Linked DNA regions of Homo sapiens: region 2 is linked to region 1. The links are chromatin loops, found by intact Hi-C in ENCODE. Cell type or tissue: Caco-2. All regions are shown on one strand. Links, peaks and the distances in the headings refer to the core of each region. The heading gives the core; the rest is flanking DNA. Region 1 overlaps CFTR (CF transmembrane conductance regulator). Region 2 overlaps CFTR (CF transmembrane conductance regulator).

Region 1 (17,079 bases), core at 11,702-15,701:
AATTTATAATGGAAATTAGTAAAGTTGGCATGGGAAATCACTATGCAGGATACCGTAGTGATTTTCAAAAATATTGTTTCTAACTGTTGAGGATAAGGCAGAATAATCTTCATAAAGATAGGAAAATCTAGAAAGAAGAAAGTAGAAGAGGAGGCAGAAGAAGGATTGTGAAATCAATCATGTACAAAGAGAAATTTCTAAATAAAATTCGAGAGCACGAGAGCTTTCTCAGGTAAAATTGAATATATTTATTAAAGAAAGGAATTGAACTGGGATTTAGTGAGTCCCAAACCTATGCTTTTTCCCTCAGCATCTTTCTTTTCTCTGGAGAGTTCTAAAATTTGTGTCATTCAGACCTTATTTGGTAATGTATCAAAATGCATGTTAAAGCACCAAAATTCAAAAGGGAGTGCTTTAGCAATATCTGAGAAGCAGGATAAATTCATTATAGAAAAGATATTCTAGCAAAGCCATTCAGAACAAAAAGAGAAAGGGCTATGCCAAATGCAAACATTTTGACACTGTTCTGGGGCAAAACTTTGCCAGTGGCCCTCATATCCAATCTCACTGCTCCCACCCAGGTCCTTCTTTATACTTCCTTGGTCTGGAACTTCTTCAGTAGGCACCTGCCCTGGGTTCTCGATATCTCTACAACTTGTCCTTCATTAAAACTTAACTGAATTAGGGCTCTAAGGTTAAGTAACTTCATCAATTATTCCTTACTAAGATATTAATAAGTGAGTATGGTTTACTATGTCATATTTTTTCCATTAATTTGCAATATCCGCATTTTAACAAGAGCTGTCTTTAACAAAGAGCGATAATTAGGTTTACCCTTCATTGCCCAGTCTGATTCATTTGTAATTTTTCCTGGAGAGCAATAAAGAAAATAGTTGAGGCCAGTCTGAATACAGCAGGAAAATGAATGCCATGATCATGCAAGGTCTTCAGTGGACATCATCTGAGAAAGTGATGGCACACCCACCTGGTGCATACTATCCCAGTATCTAACATAAAGAACAGAAGGAAAGTCGAACATACAGGTGGCAATTAGGCTGTAAAAAAATCTGGGACAGCAATTTATGATATAATTTAGATTATGAGCCCTTGTAAACTAAAGTCAAGAAGTGAAAAAGGTGAAGTAAGTGTTTACTACTAATAAAAACCCGTGTATTTAGCGCTTTCCAAAGTGCCTTCATAAACATGAGCAGGTTGTGGTTTTCATTTGAAAATCTTCTTAAATGGGTAGAACTAAAAGGGATCATTGCTCAATTTTATTGATAAAGAGATGGAGGCTTAGAGATGCTAAACTTTACTAAATGGCAAAGCCTAGGTCTTTCCACATTCTTTTGACTTCATTCATTCTTTTACCATGTTCAACTTTCCCTATTTAAGAAAATTTGGTATGCTGGGTTGTGCTAGACAGACAGCTGGGAGAGGAGCCTGAAAGCAGGAAGAACAAAAGATAGCAGACTGCATGTAGTGGTGTTGCATGCAGGCAAATATTTAACAATCCCCTCTCCGGAAAACAAAAACAAAAACAAAAACTGACTTACGGCATTTGCCAATTTCTATGATATAAATACTCTCATCGTCATCATTTTAAAGCAACCAAATATAAAGTCATTGAACACAGAGTTGGGAAGGGATACACAGTTGCATATTAGAATATAGTACAATGAAAGTGCAATAGAATATAGTCCACCTTTCAAATACAATGAAGGCAAATAACGTTAATAGCATAGATAATAGTAAAATGCAAAATAATTAGGAAGTGATAATTTTTGTTTTTTTGTTTGTTTGCTTTTTGTTTTTTTTTTTTTTTTGTTTCTTTTTTTTTTTTTTTTTTTTTTTTGAGACAGAGTTTCACTCTTGTTGCCCAGGCTGGAGCGCAATGGCGCAATCTCAGCTCACCACAACCTCCACCTCCTGGGTTCAAGCAATTCTCCTGCCTCAGCCTCCTGAGTAGCTGGGATTACAGGCATGCACCACCATGCCCGGCTATTTTTTTATATTTTTAGTAGAGACAGGGTTTCTCCATGTTGGTCAGGTTGGTCTCGAACCCCTGACTTCAGGCAATCCACCTGCCTCGGTCTCCCAAAGTGCTGGGATTACAGACGTGAGCCAGTGCGCCCAGCCAACTTTTGAGTTTTTAATACTTTTGTTTTAATATAATTTATTTAATTATAAGTTGAAATAATTTAATTTTTAATAATGGCCATGTTTAACAATTAGCTCACAAATTTTCTGAAAATTTAAAAATCAGCTCAGCTGGAAAGAGCTAAGTGCAGCAGATCACTTACTGCCAGATGTTTGAAAGGCTTAGAATGAGGGTAATGGCACTGTGTGTGGATGGAAAGAAAAGAACCTGTAGAACATTTAGTAAAAAGGAAAATGTGCTCCCACTATTAATAAATTCTGCATTTTCAATATGTTTGAAATTATTAAAATATGACACTATATTTACAAATGAGCAGAATTTCACTATCTGTCAATACCATACCAAAATAAGGCATTTTCAAGAAATGTAAAAATAAATCTCCTCAATCTCTTTTAAAAAATATAAACGTAACTCTTTTGGTCCTTATTTACAACCCAGTGACCTTTCCCATAAATGGCCAGTTCAGTTCAAAGTAACACAATTTGTGAGCTGCTTTTATAAAAAGCTTCCTGTGTTATCTGTGCCCATTTTAATAAGTTATGTTACACCATGACACATCGTTTTGATTAGCAAGAATGCCATAGCCTAGCATCATCAAACCAAACAAATTCAGTAATATAAAGACTTAAGTTCACCATCTATAATTATTAGTATCACTTAGTATTTCCTGGAAGATTCACTACAATAAACCTCTATTTATATCCTGAAATACAAATTGGGTTTAAGGTAAATTATGATAACTAAAATCCATTAAGCTTATGCTGCCCAACAATGACCACAGAGTCATCTTAAGGAAATATTTTATTTTGTGAGGTTAAATCAATAAAATTGAATGAAAAATATGTCCCATCAGGCCAGGCGCGGTGGCTCACGCCTGTAATCCCAGCACTTTGGGAGGCCGAGGTGGGTGGATCACCTGAGGTAAGGAGTTCGAGACCAGCCTGACCAACATGGAGAAACCCCATCTCTACTAAAAATACAAAAAAAATTAGCCAGGCATGGGGGCACATGCCTGTAATCCCAGCTACGCGGGAGGCTGAGGTGGGAGAATTGCTTGAACCTGGGAGGCGGAGGTTGCAGTGAGCCGAGATTGTGCCATTGCACTCCAGCCTGGGCAACAAGAGCAAAACTCCGTCTCAAAAAAAAAAAAAAAAAAAAAAAAAGAAAGGAAGAAAATTATGTCCCATCAAAGAATTCTCCATGCCTACCTCAAGCCAGTCTTAGAAATACAAAAAAAAACCAGACATCTATACTTAGACACTTTATGAAATATTAGTTAGTGCAAAACTCCAGCCACCCTTTCTTTTGAAAAACCCTGAGTATATTAAACCTAGAATGTTTAAATGCACAGTAAGGACTTTTCAGCATTTCTTCCACTAGAAATCAGTGATCATCCAGGTGTTTCATGAGACAAAGCAGACACACCTGGAATAACCAAAAAGCAATAAACTCGGCTCTGCCTTTCACTTGGGCCTGCTGTCTTCCCCTCTCACCTCTAGTTCATCTTATCCTTCTCTTTCATTCATAACCTCCATTCATAGCCACTACATATTGACGACAGACTTTTACATTGGTCTACTTAGAAATTTTGTTCAAAGCTCTGGCTATTTCTTTCTTTCTTATTGTCCTTTGTTTGTTTGTTTGTTTTTGTAGAGATAGGATCTCACCAGCCTGCCCAAGCTGGTTGCAAATTCCTGGGCTTAAGAGATCCTCCTGCCTTGGCCTCCCAAAGTCCTGGAATTACAGGCATGAGCCACCACCACACCCAGCCTAGTTCTGACTATTTCTAACAGAAACTAATTAATCATTCACTATGGGATAGCAAACAGAGATCCCTAAGGCATACAGATTTTACTATGTATAAGTTTTAAACTAACTTTGAAAAAAAAGTCTAGCATCCTAGATACACTGTTCTGTTCACTTAACTATAAGAGATTTCAGATTTTATTGAGGAAAAGCCCTATCACTTGATTTTTTAAACACACACACACACACACACACACACACACACAGATGAAACTATAGTAAATTTCATTTCTTAGGACAAAAATTCCAATTTTTGTATAGAGTGACTTGTAATTCCTTATAAAAAAAGAACTTGCCAATTATAATCACTATTAAAGCTTTGATTTTCATAACATATCCTCCTAAAGTCATATAATTAAAGCTTATACTCATTTTTCGATCTGACTTTTGCCTTTTATTAATCCAAAAGACGCATCTGACATTTTCATCTGCCAAAACTTCAGATGAAGGTCATGGATATCAGATCTTTTCAAGTCAAAATGATTTTTAGTGTAGAAAACAATCATGCTTCCATGTATTTAACATTACTTTTTATTTGACTAGGCAAATAAAATAAAATGCAATAAAATAAAATAGGAAATTCAAACCACTAATTGCATGACACTTCTCCCAAATATTGACATACTAATACACTTAAAGACTAATAGCCTTTTTCCTTTTTGCATGAAATAATTAACACTTGAGGAATTAATAGCAATTACTCTAGTTTGTGTAGACAAATTCAAATACATTAGAAAATTTCTGATCATCCAATGTATTTGCCATGAGTTTGAAATAGGCCACACAATCTGGATAGTCCTAACCAAAAAAAAAAAAAAACAAATGTTGAAGACAGGCAGAGGAAAGAGGGGACTCATTGGAAAAGATTGTGATCATAAATCCCAAACTTCTAGAGCACAGCTCTACCACTTTGCTTTAGTTATTTTGATAAGTGACTATGATAGGGAGGATTGATTTGAGACTAAAACTCATCTAGTGTCTATAAGGATATTTTTCTAAAATCATAAATAACATTTTGAATGTCACATTTATTTTATCCAATTTAGATTCAGAGTTATTTAGTCAGATGTATTTTTCTCAAAGAATCATAGTAAAAGTAGGACTTGACAAAGTGATACTATCCAGCTCTCTAAAGTCCTGTGTAAAACTTGTAGGCTTCAAGAATTCAATTTAAAATCGCAGTATTGGGGTCAAGTTACTAATTTCCCCTCCTCTGATTCCACAAGGTATTTAGCAGTGTTTGCTTCTTCTCCATAAAATGGTGAATTTATAAGCAGTAATCACTTGGTCAGCTTAATCAACTTTAGGGAGTATATGCTCGCTAAAGACAAGCCTTGTGTATATTTGAGTTAATTGTTCATGAGGCTTAATTTTACCAAGGGACTTGGAGAAGTTCTTTTTCTTTCTCTAGGTAGGTAAACACCATTAAAGTGGTCAATTAATTTCAGAAGCTCTGGAGAACTAATTATTTGCTGCTAAACAAAAGACTACAAACCAATACTGAAAAATCTTCTGCAGGTCCAGGATTTACAACCATACAGGCACCCTAATGGAAATTAATTTGCTAACTTCGTACCTAATGAATCCAAACATTAAATAGAAAATTGATCTACCCATTTCATGCAATGCTTCTAAACTATAAACATTATTAGGAACAGACGTATGTTAAGAAAATATCAAAAAAGATATTTTCTTTTTTGCTTCTCTATATTCTCTAATGTTTAACAATAGCATGCATAACTTTGGAAGGAAAGAATTCTTTTTCATTAAAGAAAAGGTATGTGTAATTATAATGCATTAATTGCTATGGGTAACTATTAATGTAAATTTTCTGGCCAAATATGTTCTAACTTCATGATTTTCATATAATGCTCACTATCAATATTAATTTTCTATAAAATCACTTTTTCTTTCTCAACATGGTTGTCTCACACATGGTTTCTTTCTCAACAAGGTAATATTTCAACTTGAAGAATACGAATCCCCAGTCACCTGATGCCTACTACAAATCTGTTATTGAAAAAAACTGAACTAAAGATTTTAAGAAGAAAACACAGCCCTAGCTTGTAACCTTGTCTCTATTATTTCCCAGTGATATCGCCTTGGAAAAAGCTCTGAAGATCTCTCAGCTACAGTTCCTGCTGGAGATAATAACTACCATGACCACTATTCCTGATGTTCATGAGAGCCAAATTCAATGTTGTCTATAAAGCATTATGTCTGTACATTATTACATGCTTCTTCATATCAACTGCTTGGCTTTGGTTTAATTTTCAAAGCACCAGAATTTATTATTGGGATTATAACAATAATGATAGCTAACATTAGTATTCATTACCACAGACTTGCATAATTCTAAATATTTCACATACATTATTTCATCTGATCCCCACAACAATTCAAGAGGTAGGTCTTGGTAATATCTCCAACTTACAGTTGAGAAACTGAGGCTAAGGAAGCTTAATTAGTTAATTTGTCAAGGGCAGAGTCAGAATTTTAAAATTAGGATTGTGACACCAAAGCCTACACATGTATCCAATTTGCCATATTACAACTAATTTTTTAAAGTAGCATACACTTAGATACAACACCAGAAGCACAAACAGCAATAACAAAAAATAAATTGGAAATTATCAAAATTAAATACTTTTGTGCTTCAAAGGACACCATCAAGAAAATGAAAAGAAAATCCACAAACATTAGCAAAAAAAGAAAAAAAGAAAAAGAAAAAAAAAACTCACAATGAAATACCACTTCATGCCCAGTAGGATGGCTGTAATTTTTAAGAGTAGATAATAGTAAGTGTTGCAAATATGTGGAGAAATTGAAACACTCACACAATGGTGGAAGGAATTTAAAATGATGCAGCCACTTTGGAAAACAGTTTGAAAAATCCTCAAAATATTAAACATAAAGTTACTATATGGCCCATCCATTACACTCGTAGGTATATGCCCAAAAGAAAGGAAAATGGATGTCTGCACAAAAACTTGTACACAAATGTTCATAGCACCATTATTTATAATAGACAAGAATTAGGAACAATCGAAATATCTATTAACTGGGGAAAGGATAAATAAAATACATATTCTTACAAGTGGGATATTATTCAACAATAAAAAGAATGATGCAAGCCAGGTGCTGTGGCTCACACCTATAATCCCAGCACTTTAGGATGCTGTGGGAGGAGGACCACTTGAGCCCTGGAGTTTGAGAGCAGCCTAGACAACATAACAAGACCCTGTCTCTAAAGAAAATTATAAATTAGACAGTCATGTGGTGCAAGCCTGTAGTCTCAGCTACTCGGGAGACTGAGGTGGGAGGACCGCTTTCGCCTATGACTTCAAAGCTATAGTGACCCATGATCATGCCACTGCACATTCCAACCTGGGCAACAGAGCAAGGCCCTGTCTCTAAAAAAATAAAAAAGAATGATGCACTGATACACGCTACAACAGGGATGAATCTTTGAAAAAAAATGCTAAGTGAAATAAGCCAGTCACAAAAGAACACTTTGTTCTATTTACATAAAATTTCCAGAACAGGCAAATCTATAGAGATGGAAAGTACATTTGTAGTTGTCTAGGGCGAGCAGGGGGATTTGGAATAAGGAATGACTGCTAATAGGAATGGAGTTTCTTTTTACAGTGATGAAAGTGTTCTAAAATTGGTTATGGTGATAGGCAACTCTTTGAAGATACTAAAAAATCATTGGATTGTATGCTTTAAATGGGTAAGTTGTTTTGAATATGAATTATATCTCAATAAAGCTATTATTAAGAACAACAGTATACAGAAATCAACTGTCAGTGTTAATTTTAGAAAGTTTTACTAAACATTTGATTTTTCACTCCTAGAACTGGTGAAATCAAAATTTTCATTATAGTGACTTTGATACACTAAAGTCTTTCAAATATGTCAATGGCTGGGTGGCTACAGCAAGTGATTTAAGATTTCATGCATATTTCATGAGATCTAAGGACTGGTGACATGCACCATGAGTTGTGTAAATTGTTTGTTTTCTGTCCTCTAGAAGCAAGGAACTTAACTTCTGGGACAACTATGAATTTATGACTTCAGATAAAAGTTGTAAGAGCAATAGTATCGTAAAGAAACCAAGGAATGTGTACCATTGGCATTGAAAGGCCACTTCTAACAGCTGTATCTAATTCACTCACATGACTTGGATTTCAAAGACTCAAGCACTTGAGAGGCAATAATAAGTAATGCTACAAAAAAAATCCCACCCATCTTGAAACATAACAGAGGAAACAAAGCATTGTGATTTATAGTTGATGCCCATCTACTTTAGAGAAGCATCCTCAGAGTGCCTTTCCAGGATTTTGGTTTGATTTTTATTCTATCTGGGAATGAAGCCACTAACAAGAGCCACAAAACTGTAGCTGGAACAACTGGCTAGAAAGAAGAATGATTAACTACCCTATAAATTGCTGCATCCTGTATAAGTTCACATTTAGGAGCTCTTTATTCACAAGACAAGGGATGCCATTGCTCTCTAATTTAGGATTTTTATTTCCATTGGCAATAAAAATATATTTGAAACCAAGAAAATAAGGAAAAGGGGAAATGGATTGGCCTTAAGATTTTATAGTAGAAATGCCACTGGGTTACTGGCTGGCATTTTTAAAGCTTAAAGAAAGAAACTTGTGCAACTGTCAAAACGTCATCACGGTTACTGTTAGACAATCACATTTTAGAGAACAGAAGCAGAGAAACAGTTTTAAGTATGTCCATTCGTAGCTGAGAGGGAAAAAGGAAAACAAGTTCCACCTCTCCTTGGCCTAATATAGGAACAAAATAGAAATCACATGAGTGATATAAGGATATCTCCCACATGATATATTGATTTAACTTTGCTGGTATTTATTTTATAATTATTCCATTTATTTGGTATTTCCTCTCTTTTTCTAGACCTCAAAATCCCTTATTGAGGCTCTTTGTTCACCTAGCTTGTTCAGATACCATCACTAGGACCCAAAGTAAATACTCTCTACTAGGTTTCTCTGTCCTTTGACAGAAATACCCATATTTTTCCGAGCCATCATTGTTATTCTGGAATTAACTCAAGATTTGGAATTAAAGTACTTGATTTTTCTTTGCTAAAGTGTTTATTGAAAGATGGAGGTGACATTTCTCTTTGGGGACATAAATGCTCTGATAAGCTCTGGGTTATAGGAGTCAGGAATCTGCCTGGCATGAACCACTACAGGCAAAGCGCATGCTAGACATCCTTATGACTTTCAACAACCAAATGATGTAATGACCTCTCACTATGTGTACAGAAAAACCACTATTTATTAAATCCTTTCTAACACTAGCTTGCAAGTTACTGCCTTGAATCGACTTTCCCCAAAATTAAAAAAAAAATACTGTGTAATTCCACCTGATATAGTTTGGGGATTTTTGTTTCTTCACTGGTGAAATAGAGACTAGAAGTGACCTCAAAAATGTTCTAAGATGAAGATGATTAAGAATTAATACTCCAAGGATAATACTGAAACTGATGCTGCATCACAATGACAAAGCTGGTGATTTTTAAAATTCAGTTGTGATAAAGTTGGTCTCTAGGATTCTGCCTGAAATCATCTAAACAGATAAAAATGATCAGTCGATTCTGGAATTTTTCTCTTCTGTCTTAATCTTCCCTTCACCTTCATTTGTTTATGTTCTCTGCTCTGTTATACAGGTATGTTATGGCTACACATGATTATTTCTCAGAAGGATTCAAAGAACATCATGGCATTGGATTCAGACTTCCCAGTGGCAGCTGATTTCCCACTTTCAAACTAAACATGGAATTGGGTTCTTGGTGGCATTTTAACCCTTTTTTCTTCCACTGTTATTACTTAACCCTCAAGAAAACAAATTGCTAAGTACTGCAAATTAAAAGGGAAAGTTAGCATCTTCTTTACTTCTCTTTTTGGGGAGCAGTATGTAGACACAATTGTATGACTCAAGATTTAAGTTTCATCCTGTTCTTGAGTTTGAGGACCAATACTAACGCTACTTTCATTTTCTTCAAGCTTTATTATCACTGGGAGGGAGATCAATAGCAAAGCTTGAGAGAGGCAGGATTGGACAGCATCCCCAGATTAACAATCCCGCATTCCCACAGTGAATCCCAGAAGGAAGGAGCAAGACAGAGGCAGAGAACATAGACAACAATTGGCTCAAGGTTTACCAAGGAATTAATAAGACTCTACCTCAAAAGCCTTGCTTTAAATCCCTTTTACTTAATATTTACATCTTTTTTTTCATAAAAGCAACATATACCTAAGTAAAGGTCTGCAAAACACTTAAGTTGCTATTTTTTCCAATAGCAAAACATACAGTAATAGATAATTGATTCATTAACCAATCCTAATAAGCAATTTAAGAATTCAAAATGTTCATCTTTGCAATCAGGTCATTAAAAGCACAAATGATGATAATTTGGAGAAAATAATTTTTATAGGCATTTCAGAATTTTTTTGACCTCAAAATGTTATAATCTCTTGCTTCCATTCACACTCTAGGAAAATGAACTTTAAAGGAAACGCTGTGCCAGATTCTCTTCTTTTTGAACTCTGCAGGAGCTCCCGCTGAATGAAACTATTGATTTATTAGGTGGCTCTTAATTTTTAAAAAGATTATCCTATTACCATCACTGGGCATGGCATTCTTTGGTTCAACCACATCACACTGAAAAAAAAAATGGTAACTTCCTTAAAATAAAACCTAACCTCTATTTCCAAGAAACCTCAAATGCATTGAAATAGTCACACATAAATTATGTATGTGTGAGCCTCTCTGAAGTCTAGATTAATTCCCCATGGTGTGCTCTATTCTATCCTGTACTTCTTCTACCTGAGCCTTTACCACAAAATGTGTATTTACTTGTCTGCCAACGCCCCATGTTTCCAAGCACCCTAGACTGTAAGGTCCACAAGAAGAAACACCTTATAGATCTTGTGTTTTTTTTAAACTACTGTATCCCCTGTGCCCAGCATGGAACATGGCACATAACTGAGATTACAATTTGTTTGCTAATTTCTTTCCCTCAGAAGACTAACTTCTTGAGGACAAGGCAGGTGTAATATTTATCTTTTATCTCCATCATGTTGTTCAGTGCCTGGAACAGAGCAGAAATTGAACAAATTAATGGGTCAATCAATTAATTACACAAACATGATATGTTTGGAGCCCACATGATGACACTGATTGCAAATAGGTATTGCTTAGCTGTTACTCTTGGTCAAATATATTAAAAGCCAAAAAAAAAAGGTCAAAACATTTTTCAATTCTATAGTAAATGCAATGCAAATGTGAGGGTGCCTATACTTGTTCAGGGACAATTCTTTAATAATGTTTCTTCTCTTTTTCTGAGTCCTAAAGATGATCATCCTAAAACTTCCAGCCAACATTATTTAATTGTCCTCAATAAAATGTTTTTATATGCAACCTTCTCCATTATCAAAATATTCTTCCTAAGTTTGGCCTTCATCCTATTTTTAGTGGACATGTACCAAAATTTCATAAATGGAAAGTCATTCTTCAGTCCTCTCAAGAGCAAAAGGTCCTTTTTCTTATGACCTTCTTGGATTGTTCCTGTATCATATCACTTAACATCCTCTGCAATGTCTCCATGCTATTTATGGACCACTATACATGAGGTATATATGGCTTTCAATAGGTTTCATAGATTAACTCCCTACATGTATATACTTTATGGTCTCAAATTACTTCCATATCGCATTCTGCTCCTAAAGAGTGTTATCAATTGTTATAGGTTGAATTGTGTTTCCCCAAAAAAAGGTATGTTTGAGTCCTAACCCCCGGTACCTAAGGATGTGACCTTATTTAGAGATAGGATCTTTACAGAGGTAATAACATTCCAATGAGGTCACTAAAGTAGACCCTAATCCAATATGACTGGTGTCCTTATATTAATAGTAAAGAAGTTTGGACACAGAGACAGGCTCACAGGGAGAATGCCATGTGAAGATGAAAACAGAGATCAGGGTGATGCCTCTGTAAGTCAAGGAATGCCAAGGATTTCTAGCAAACCACCAGAAGGTAGGGGAAAGGCATGGAATAGACTCTTCCTCATGGCCCTTAGAAGAAAAACCTGCCAACACCTTGATCTTGTACTTCTAGTCTTCAAAACCATAAGATAATAAATTCCTGTTATTTAAGCCACCAAATTTGTGGTATTTTGTTATGGTAGCCCTAGCAAACTAATACGCTGGCCCTAATCAACAGAGAAATTCCACGTTAGGATGATGCACACAAGGGGACAAACAAACAAAGGTGATACTTTGAGTATTTAAGATACAGTTATGCACTGCATGACATTTCAGTCTACAGCAGACTGCATATACAATGGTGGTCCCATGAGATCACTACATAGTATTTTTAGTGCACCTTTTCTGTGTTTAGACATGTTCCGATATGCAAATACCACTGTGTCACAACTGCCTGCAGTATTCAGTATAGTAACAAGCCGTACAGGTTTGTAGCCTAGAAGCAAAAGACTATGTCATATTGCCTAGGTGTGTAGTAGGCTATACGACATCTAGGCTTGTGTAGGTATACTCTATAGTATTCTCACAACGATAAAATTGCCTAAGGACATATTACCCAGAACGCATTCCCATTGTTAACTGACATATGCCTGTAAATTTAAAAGCTAGAGATAAAAGTCAATGGCAAAGAAAGCCGACAGATGTGCAATTGGGAAGGGGCATTTGTAGGAGTGTGACCTTCATAATTCAGAGAAAGCACTGGGTCTAATTCATAGGAAAGGAGGGATAAATTTAGAGAAGAGAGGTACTTTCTCAGAGCCCAGACAGAAAGATGAAAAGGTGCTAATTATAATAATCCTGTTGTTGCTGATAACAGTGCTTACCATTTATTAAAGACGCCCTATGTCTGGCATTATTTGCTATCACTTAATGCATAGAAAGTGCTTACAGAGAGTGATGGTTAATTTTATGTGTCAACTGGGTGGGTGTTTTTGGATGAGATTAACATTTAAATCAGTAAACTTTGGTTAAAGCAGATTGCCCTCACTAATAAAGGTGAACTTCATCCAATCGGTTGAAGGCCTGTATAGAACAAAAAGGCTGGCCTCCCAGAGAAGGACGAAATTCCCCAACAGACTGCCTTCAGACTCAAACTGGAACATTGACTCTCCTGGGTTTCCTGCCAGCTGACCCATACTGCAGATTTTGGACTTGTTAGCCATCATAATCATGTAAGTCAATTCCTTATAATAAATTGTGTGTGTGTGTGTGTGTGTGTGTGTGTGTGTGTGTGTGTGTATCATTGGTTCTACTTCTCTGGAGAACCTTGACTAATATGCAGAGTAAATACTCAATGAATTTTTGATATCATAATAATACTGTGCCATGTAAAGATAAGGATAACTCATTGTACTGACGAGAGTAGCTGAGGTTCAGAGAGATTAAGTAAATTGCCTAAGATCACATTGTTAATAAGTGACAGAGTTAGGATTCCAGCCAGGTCTGTCTGATTCCAAAGTACATGCTTCTTCCATCATATATTGCTACCTGACAGTTGACAATGAAGATAAAGATGAAGTAGAATATGAGATCATTTTCTAAGGATACAAATGGCTGGAATGGGGACACAAGGGAAGATCAGGAACAACCAAGATGGGGGAAGAATTAAGTCAGTGGTTTTCACACTATGAGCCCCAATACCTAGTGTTCTCTAGAAATATTTCAGTGAATTCACCAACTTCTGATTTGAAATGTATGTATTTTAAAATATTATTTTATAGACAGGAACCAAGAAAATCACACATTCTCAAATGTAGGACTATATGTTAATTTTAGCACACTAGATTGATCCGAACATGATCCTGGGCTGTCAGGCTTGTTTAGTATTCACTATGTAGGAAAGCTTCTGCTGACATCTCCTTGCACATATTTAAACCTGTTATGATCTGTTATTGGTTATCTCTGCACTGCATTAGTGAGCATGTCACTACACCATATGTGGGCCAAGCTCAGTTAACAGCCCATCATATCTTTGACATACCTGTTTGCATGAGGTTTCATCACAGCATAACAGAGTTGTACAACACTCAGGGAACAATAATAAGCCACATATGATATTATCATGGTTTTATAATACTTTATCATGCGTACTTGCTTTAAGGTGATATTGGTTATAGAATTTACCATCAATTTAACAATAGCCTTTCCAAAAAGAAGCACTACATTAACTATACACAGTTTTTAGAAATTAACAATATTACATACTTATTCATGCAATCACCTACCACTTTCTTCTTCAGCATCGTAATTAAAGTTTTAGTCTAAGCGTTCTTCATATTCAGAGCAAAAATATTCTTCTGAGTCACTCTCAGCCTTTCAGAGCTATGAATAGAGTTACAGTGACAAACTGCATTCATAACACCTTCACCTGTAGGACAGGCAGTATAATTTCAAGGCATAATAAAGTGCTGAGCTTAGGCGACTTCTACTTTAATTACATTGCTTAGTATGTCAGACAAACTTCAGACTAAATATTACCTGTTTTTTTTTCAAAACTACATCACAAAGTAATTTATCCCAAGAAATTTCAAGCAACAAACTAAATTTATTTAAGAGTCAACCTTGTGGGATGCAACCAATGCAAATAATTCAGCTGAGGTCACAGGAGTATATATACCTTTATGTATTGCTAAGTTCCCATATTACAACTTATTCCTGGGCCTTGTGGCTGACAAGTTTCTTTTGACATCAATTATAAAAGGCATCTCGATTTCAGAAACATAACACTGTGAAAAACACAACCATGTAGGATCAAGAAAATTACATATAAATGTTATACAAAATCACTGTAGCCTTTACTTTAGAGCACTAGGTTAACTGTTTCTTTGTATTTATGGGAGAGTTATTATCTTTTATTGTCACTGCTATTTGTATACACTGCGGTCCCATGGAAAATTTTATTTGAAAATTGATTACAGTATTGTTTTTTAAAAAAATTGTGAAAAACATTGCCCTGGGAAAATGCAAGACACAAGATAGATAAGATAGAGCCTTTGCCTTGAAGGACACATTAAAAGATGCATATTCCAAAAAAAGAGGCAATGAAATGGTCAACAGAGACTTATAAGTCAAAAATTATTCTGGACAATAATCTAATAACTGTTAAGCTACCATTTTCTTCTTCTGAAAAGTCCATTTTGCATGTCTAAATGTTTCACTTACTTTTAAAATTATTCAGTTACCGAAAAAAAGTTATAGAAGACTTAAAATTTTTTCTAGATTTTATTTTAAACTAAGAAAGACTAAAAACTGTATCTTTTAAAGCATATTGCAATAGAATTTAAATAAAGAATATTTTGCAACATGTAAAAGTTATATGAAATTCAAATTTTAATGTTCATAATAAAGTTTAATTGAAACACAGCCATGCTTATTTGTTTGCATATTGTCTATTGCAGAGACTTATGTGGCCCACAAAGCTGAAAATATTTACTATCTAGCCCTTTACACAAAAAAGTATAGCAATGGTCTTTGGTCGAAAAAGTGATGCTTTTGTGTTGGTATTGTTGTTTTAATTTCTAGAGTTTATAGAGATGTTTAAAATAAATAAAACGTACAAAGGGAGCCCCCTATATAGTTTCTCCACCTTGCTTCCTCTAGAACTGTGGTTGCTAATCCCAGCCAACATAGGCTTCATTTTCTTGTCACACCCATAACCAATGCTGGACTCTAAGGTTTAGCCCTTGAATCACCTCTTAATACAGCTGTCAGTACCCCTGGGATTCTGCCTATTATGCTTAATTTTCACACATTTGTCTGACTGGTATCAAATGAAATTCTAGAGTCCCTTTTTGAAATTATTAAGCCTTCACTAGGCATTTGGGAGTAGATGTGAAGTCAGGTAGGAGGTAGTTGCACCTCTGTAGTCCATGCTAAGAAAGAGAACTCTGCATATTTAACAAAGCTCAAAGTTTTAACATAAAACAAGGATACATAACCTTTTCAAAAGTAATGAAAACCTTCTTTTAACACACACAGAAACCTCATCATAGTAGGTGAGCTCCTATTTTTATTCAATCACTGGAGACAATATCTGAAGTCCCAAGCAGATTTTCATACCACATTGAATTTCTATGATCTCTCATATGTTGTGTCCCGTGATGTGAAAAGCACTGCCTAAAGGAGTGAAGTTATCAGGAGGTTCAGACATCAGTTAGCAGGTTATATAGGAGAGTTCTAAGTATAATTTCTAAGTAGAATTTAACCAGTACTGTCCCTAGAACTCAGCTGCTTCTTCCTAACACTCTCAGGTCACACTATGCCACAATAAGGCCAAACAAGTGGGCACTCTACATATTTATAAAACTGTCACCTCAGACATCTTATATCTCTTACCTAAGACTAAGCTCTAAATCACTTTAATACATTTTCAAATAACCATATTACCTAACCCTGAGCCATATACATCATTTCCGTTTCTGGTTTTGAGAGAAGTAGAGTCACATAGGTCTGCACTCCTGCTCCATGCCTTCTTCTCCGATTAAATTTTCTCATTCAATAAGCAGCACCACTGTCCCCTCTATTATCCAAATCAACAAATATAGATGTTATCCTTAACTCTTCTCTTTCCTTCACCTTCAACTACTAATTGATTACCAAACCAGTTGATTTTACCTCCTAAATGTCTTTCAAATCTCTCTCTCTCTCTCTCTCTCCCCGCCCCCTCCCCCCCACCCCACCCACCTCCACCATGGCCACTCTTTCAGCTCATCTTTTCTTTTACAAAACTGCAACAGTATATGAACTGATTATGTCCCTCTCCTGTTTAAAAGCCATGGCTTTTCACTTCCAGTATGATAAAGCCCAAACAAAGCCTACAAAGCCTACAAAGCCCCCTTACGATCTGGCCCCTGCTAGAGTTTCCAGACCCATCTCCCACAAATCTCTGTCACATATTTTATGTTCCCGTCATAGGGAACTTCTCAGGATATTTTGAAGGTGCCATGCTTACTTATCCTGTCAGTCCTCCACACTACCTGTTTAAATTTTTCCTAGCCCATCCCTACCCTCTTTGGATAATTCTAATTG
Region 2 (6,720 bases), core at 2,036-6,035, 93 kb before region 1:
CTCTACTAAAACTTCTCTTCCATATGCTTCTTCCTTCTTCTTTCACAATCCAGAAATAATCCAATATTATCTATATCTAAAGTATCAAAATGGTTACTTCTGTTATTCATTTGTTCCATTTATCTACCATATGGACATAAATAGGACTTTACATGCAAAACTCCAAATGCACAAAGTAAATAGATTAATAAGTAGTAATTTATATTAAGAACCATTTGGTGGTTCCTGTTGGCTGGCATCATGCTAGCTGCTGCCCTCAAGGAACTGTTGCTATCAACATTTCTGATCTAGAGTAACAAAAGGCCTGTGAAAAAAATGCTGACATGTTGGAGGAGATGTAGCAGGACTCAGTGGACTCGGCTACTTAGGCACTGGAGAAGTAAAATATAGAGAGGTCGTTAATACCCATAAGCACTGCTTATGAGAAGGACCTTCAGTGGTTATGAGACATGTAAAACATAGGTCTTTATTTCTTTCTACCTGGCCTAAATGAGCATGCTTTTGTTCAACTCATGAACTGGACCACATACCTAGGATTCCATCCAAATAACAAGAATTGCAGTGGATTTCACTCATAATTTAGAAGTTAGACTTCACACCTAATTTAGAAGGTAATAAGGTAATTTAGAGGTGTTCATGCAAGTGCTCCTTTAGTGAGGCTGAAGATTTCAGTTTTACAGCAATTACAAAACAGCTCGTGTGTGTATTTCTTCTCTCCTGCCTCACATTTTTCCTTTTTCAAATCGTATTCTCTTTTTAAAAACTAAATCTGGTTGGGCATAGTGGCTCACTTATAATCTCAGCACTTCAGGATGCTGGGTGGGAGAAATGCTTGAGATTGGAAGTTTGAGACCAGCCTGGGCAACATAGCAAGACCCATCTCTACACAATTTTTTTCCTTTTAAATTAGCTGGGCATGGTAGCATGCACCTGTAGCCCCAGCTACTCAGGAGGGTGAGGGAGGAGGATTGCTTGAACCCAGGAATTCGAGGCTATAGCGAGCTATGATCACACCACTGCACTGCAGCCTGGATGACAGAGCAAGACTCAATATCTAAAAAACAAAACAAAACAAACAAACAAAAAACACTTAAATCTTTTGGAGAAAAAAAGAGAATGAAGAGAATGGTTTGCTTTTGCCTTGTATGAATAGATTCACTGTAGGCTTTTGAAAAAGAGGCAAATTTTCTAATACATTATTAAAAAGCAGGAGGTTGCTAGAATTATTACAGTTTTCCATTGTTTTTTTCAAATTTGAACTCAACATTGTATTAATTAAATTGGTTAAAATTTCAAAATATTTTTAAGTATTAAAAATAAGTAGTTATCTTGACAGTACGATTATAACACAGTTGACTATAGAAAATAGATTATTGATTTAGAGAGTATAGAATCCTAGCTCAGTGCAGGCAATTAATGAAGATTTATGGAAAGAAGGAAAAGAGACAGGGAAGGGAAGTTAATCAAATATTAAGTTAAAAATAAAGAAGTACATAGAAGAAAATAAATAAATGTGTGCAGAGGAGAAAAAGAAAGAAAATTGGAGAAGCAAAAATTGTCAGAAGTAGAAGTAGATATCTATATATTAAAAGGTCAAAAAGATAATAGCGGGAAAAAAGGACAAGAATACTGAAGGGGACAGTAAGAAACAGATAGAAGATAAGGAACTACAGTCTATACTTTAGAAAATGTCCCTGCTGACAACAACCAAGCTGAGAATCAAATCAAGAACTCAATCCCTTTTACAACAGCTGCAAAAACAAAACAAAACAAAACAAAACAAACAAAAAAAAAAAACTAAAATACATGAAAATATACTTAACCAAGGAGGTTAAAGATCTCTACAAGGAAAACTACAAAATGCTGCTCAAAGAAATCACAGGTGACACAAACAAATGGAAACACATCCCATGCTCATGGATGGGTAGAATCAATACTATGAAAATGACCATACTGCCAAAAGCAATCTACAAATTCAATACAATTCCCATCAAAATATCATCATAATTCTTCACAGAACTAGAAAAAAATCCTAAAATTCATAGGGAACTAAAAAAGAGCCCACATAGCTAAAGGAATACTAAGCAAAAAGAACAAATCTGGAGGCATCATATTACCCGACTTCAAATTATACTACAAGGCTATAGTTACTAAAACAGCCTGGTACTGGTACACAAATAGGCAAGTAGACAATGGAACAGAATAGAGAACCCAGAAATAAAGCCAAATACTTAAAGTCAACTGATCTTTGACAAAGCATACAAAAACATAAAGTGGGGACAGGATACCCTATCTAATAAATGGTGCTGGGAAAACTGGCAAGCCACACGTAGAAGAATGAAACTGGATCCTCAATGCTCACCTTATACAAAAATTAACTCAAGATGAATCAAAGACTTAAATCTAAGACCAGAAAACATAAGCATTCTAGAAGATAACATTGGAAAAACTCTTATAGTCATTGGTTTAGGTAAAAAGTTCATGACTAAGATCCCAAAAGCAAATAAAACAGAAACAAAAATAAATAGATGGGAAATAATTAAACTGAAAAGCTTTTGCACAGCAAAATAAATAATTAGCATGGTAAACAGACAACCTACAGAGTGGGAAAGAATATTCATAAACTATGCATCCGATAAAGGACTAGTATCCAGGATCTACAAGGAACTCAAACAAATCAGCAAGAAAAAAAAACAAATAATTCCATCAAAAAGTGGGCAAAGGACAGAATAGATAATTCTCAAGATATACAAACAAATAACAAACACAGGAAAAAATGCTCAACATCACTGATTATCAGGGAAATGCAAATTAAAACCACAATGAGATACCATCTTACTCCTGCAAGAATAGCCACAATTAAAAAGTCAAAAAATAATAGATGTTGGCATGGATGTGCTGAAAATGGAACAGTTTTACACTGCTGGTGGGGTTGTAAACTAGTACAACCACTGTGGAAAACAGTATGGAGATTCCTTAAAGAACTAAAAGGAGAACTACCATTCGATCCAGCAGTCCCACTGCTGGGTATCTACCCAAAGGAAAAGAAGTCATTATATGGAAAAAAAAAAAGCACACTCATGTTTACAGCAGTACAATTCATAATTGCGAAAATATGGGTCCAACCTAAATGCCTATCAATCAACAAGTGGATAAAGAAAATGTGGCATATATACACTATGGAATACTATTCAGCCAAAAAACGGAATGAAATAATGGCCTTTGCAGCAACTTGAATGGAGCTAGAGACAATTTATTCTAAATGAAGTAACTCAGGAATGGAAAACCAAATATCGCATGTTCTCACTTACAAGTGGGAGCTAACCAATGAGGCTGCAAAGGCATAATAATTATATAATGTGCTTTGGGGACGATAAAGGAAGGGTGGAGCGGGGGGGGGATAAAAGACTACATATTGGGTACAGTGCACACTGCTCAGGTGATGGGTATATCAAAATCTCAGAAATCACCACTAAAGCACTTATCCATGTAACCAAAAACCACCTGTAGCCCAAAAACTATTGAATTAAATTTTTAAAAAAGAAAAAGAAAATATCCCTTCTGGATTTAAATGTCCAAAGACTACAAATGCAATTTCATTATACCAATTTTTTAAGACAATAATTAAGAGGCTGTTTCAGTCAAATTTCTATCTTAGGTGTCTATAACATTTATATTTTAAACAAGTCAAGGAAATAGGAGGAGGGAGAATGGAACTAAAGTATTCCCCTCCTTCTTTCCCATATGAATAAGGTGAAAAAATATTAGAGAAAGAGATCAGAAGAGTTCATGTGAACTCAGGCTTTGCACACTCAGATCGAATGGAATATCAAATTCCTCCAAAGACCAGAAACAGCCCTCCTTTTAGTCTTATCATTCTTCAAATCCAACTTAAAGCTTGTTGAGGAAAAGGAGAAAATGCTTTAAGAAAATGAGGGATTTAGGGAAGGAATTGCTAATAGTTTCTTGGTACCATGTTACTCTGTCCATTTCAATTATAACCACAAGCTACTCTGATTCTTTTTTTATTTTAAGAGTAGTGTTGTGTGTCCCAATGCCTGGTCTTTTCAACACTTTGAGTCAGTAAGCCATGGTATGCATTCCAGGAGGGCCCAGGCCTCCCTGGGGAGATGGCTGATAAGAGACAGTACTCTCCTCCCCCTTGTCCCAGATTAGAGGGAATGGGATTCCTCAGGGTGAAACCTTCCCCCATACTTGGGAGATCTTCCAGGTTGCGTGTACCCTGGGAAAAATGCCATAAAGAAATGCATCCAAGTGTCCTTTCTCCTGAGTCACTGCTGAGTTGAAATCTGAATTATGTTTGTAAAATTCATTTTGAGAGCTATCAGATGTCATGTAAACTGTGCTTGTAGTGGTTGCTCAATAAGTAACAAAGCTGGAATATTGAATTGGATAATGTGAGACCCAGAATTTGAACCCTGGTCTGTCTGGCTTATTGTGAAATCTCAGTTACTTAACAGCTCTCTGACTCAATTCCTCTAACAAAAACCTGGGTCAAATAATAGTTTATGTTTCATAAAGAGTGCTAACTATGAAAATTAAGAAAGTGGCATTTATAAAGTAATTCTATAAATATAAAGCAATGAGATAAAATGTAACAATCCAAGTGGAATTTTTTTTAATTCTAAAATAAAACTTGGCTGGACATGGTGGCTCAAGCCTGTGATACTGGCACTTTGGGAGGTCAAGGCAGGTGAATCGCTGGAGCCCAGGAGTTCAAGACCAGCCTGGGCAACATAGTGAAACCCTGTCCCCACAAAAAATGCAAAATTTAGCCAGGTATGGTGGCACACACCTGTAGTAGTCCTAGCTACTCTGGAGATTGAGAGGTGGGAGGATCGCTTGAGCCCAGGAGGTCAAGGCTGCAATGAACCGTGATCACTCCATTGCACTCCAGCCTGGGTGACAGAGTAAGATCTTGTCTCAAAAAATAAATAAAGCAAAATAAAATAAAACTTTAAACAAAATACAAAACATGAGTAGTAACATTAGTCAAAGAGCAAAATGACCTGTTTTCTAGCCCTGTCTCCATTACTGGACTAACAGCTTTGAGGAAGTCTTTTCTGGCCCTAACTTGTCCATCTATAAAATGGGTATAATAATATCTTCCTTTAACAGTTGTAAAAATTTGAAGTAATTTAATATAAAGGGCTGGCCCATAATATACACTCAAACATTGGTAACTCTCATAATTTTGTAATGAGATATTTATCAATGATCTATATATGACATTCATTTCCATTTATCCTTGAATAGAGTGTTTACCTGATGTGATAATATGCCCCATTCTACCATTACAAAAAAAAAGCAGATTTTTAAGGCCTGATCACGTAGCTTTTATTAGCATATCATCATAAGGTATGTACAAGAGATGATGTACACAAAAAGCACTGGACTTAGAATCAGAAGCTCAAGTCCCAGGTTTGCATGACCTTGCCAGATGTACTATTGTTGAAGTTGGTATGTATGTAGCCATGTGATTTTAAACTAAAGGCTAGGATTCTTAAGGGTGAGGTCAAGGTAGACATGATATTCCCAGACAAGATCTTGGCTTCTTTCACCTTCCAAGCACGACCACACTAGAGATGACCAATTAATTTTATTTTACAATGCTAAATTGTACTATGATATTTTTATTCATCTTATTACCTTATAAACGAATTGAGGGAGGATATACAAGTTCTTTACCTTGTCTTTTCTGAGAAAATGTATCTTGCTTTTAGGATGACTAATCGTTTATTCGAAATTTCCACTAGAATATGTTTCAGCAGTAAAAACAAACAAGAATATCTTTAAATCCCCACACTTGTTGCTAATTGAATAACATACTACTGAATGAAAAATACCTAGATACATAAATATTTTAATAATCAACCCCACAGTAACTGTCTCGATAAGTCAATATCAGGATACTGTAAGAAAGTAGATTTATGAAACCTGCCTTCAAGCACTTCTGTGCTTGAATTCACTTGCTCACATTTATTTGCAGTCTGGACTAGACTAGACTGAAAGTGTAAGCTTTTGTAGTTCATAAATACGTTTATTAGATGCTATGTGATTTACCCTGGCATTTACTATCCACACCCCTCCTCATAAAAATGACCTACCAATAATATCATTGCACATAAATCTCTATGATTTTGTGATCTTATTTTTCTAAGACATACCCTCATGAATGGGATGGCTAGGTCAAAAGTATGCGTTTTCTTTATTTTTAAAAGATATTGTCAGGTTCCTTTACAAAACAACCAAAAGAATTATATTTATATTAGCAAGTTTTGAAAGTACCCTTTTCCCCATAATCACCACCACCAACAGATATTAATATAATCACACCTCAATTTTTGCTAATTTGCCATTTTAATTTGTATTTTCCTTAATACCTATGAAATTGTAAATACTGGCCATCTGAATTGTTCTCCTGTGAAATGCCTATTTTTATTGAAGTCTGTGTTATACATTCATTTTTATTTGTATGTAATAGATGTTAAAAACCTTTTTTGCTGCATATGTTAAAAAACATTTTTTCTTTTCTCTTTTTCTTTTGCACTATCCATAGACCATCTATCATGTGCACAGTTAACATTTCATGAAATCATTATATCTGCTTGAAATTGGAATTCCTGTATTTGTTTGCTATCTTTTTTTCTTCTAGTATTTCAAGTGAAAAATTCCTATATTTGTTGAAAAGTACTACCC

Evidence for each region. A loop is a pair of places that touch in the nucleus more often than their neighbours do. Peaks named below come from ENCODE experiments on the same cell type or tissue, not always from the same donor. Only the 100,000 strongest peaks of a DNase experiment are listed, where the experiment ranks them.
Region 2: a loop joins it to region 1, with 2.1 times the contacts of the local background. A loop is called at or near these places in 1 of 110 quality-filtered maps.

What each region holds. Positions count from the first base shown.
Region 1 is chr7:117,486,524-117,503,602 of GRCh38, reverse strand. All of the region lies in intron 1 of CFTR (CF transmembrane conductance regulator), which reads right to left. Among named protein-coding and RNA genes, the nearest start is that of CFTR, 15 kb to the right of the region's middle. RefSeq lists cis regulatory regions at 13,458-13,467, 13,453-13,484 and enhancers at 13,393-13,568, 13,393-14,148. In Caco-2, for the core only: no CTCF peak of the experiment used is centred there; a DNase peak (open chromatin) is centred at 13,507.
Region 2 is chr7:117,579,995-117,586,714 of GRCh38, reverse strand. The region is part of intron 11 of CFTR (CF transmembrane conductance regulator); the gene reads right to left. Among named protein-coding and RNA genes, the nearest start is that of CFTR-AS1, 19 kb to the right of the region's middle. RefSeq lists a silencer at 3,895-6,042. In Caco-2, for the core only: no CTCF peak of the experiment used is centred there; a DNase peak (open chromatin) is centred at 4,154.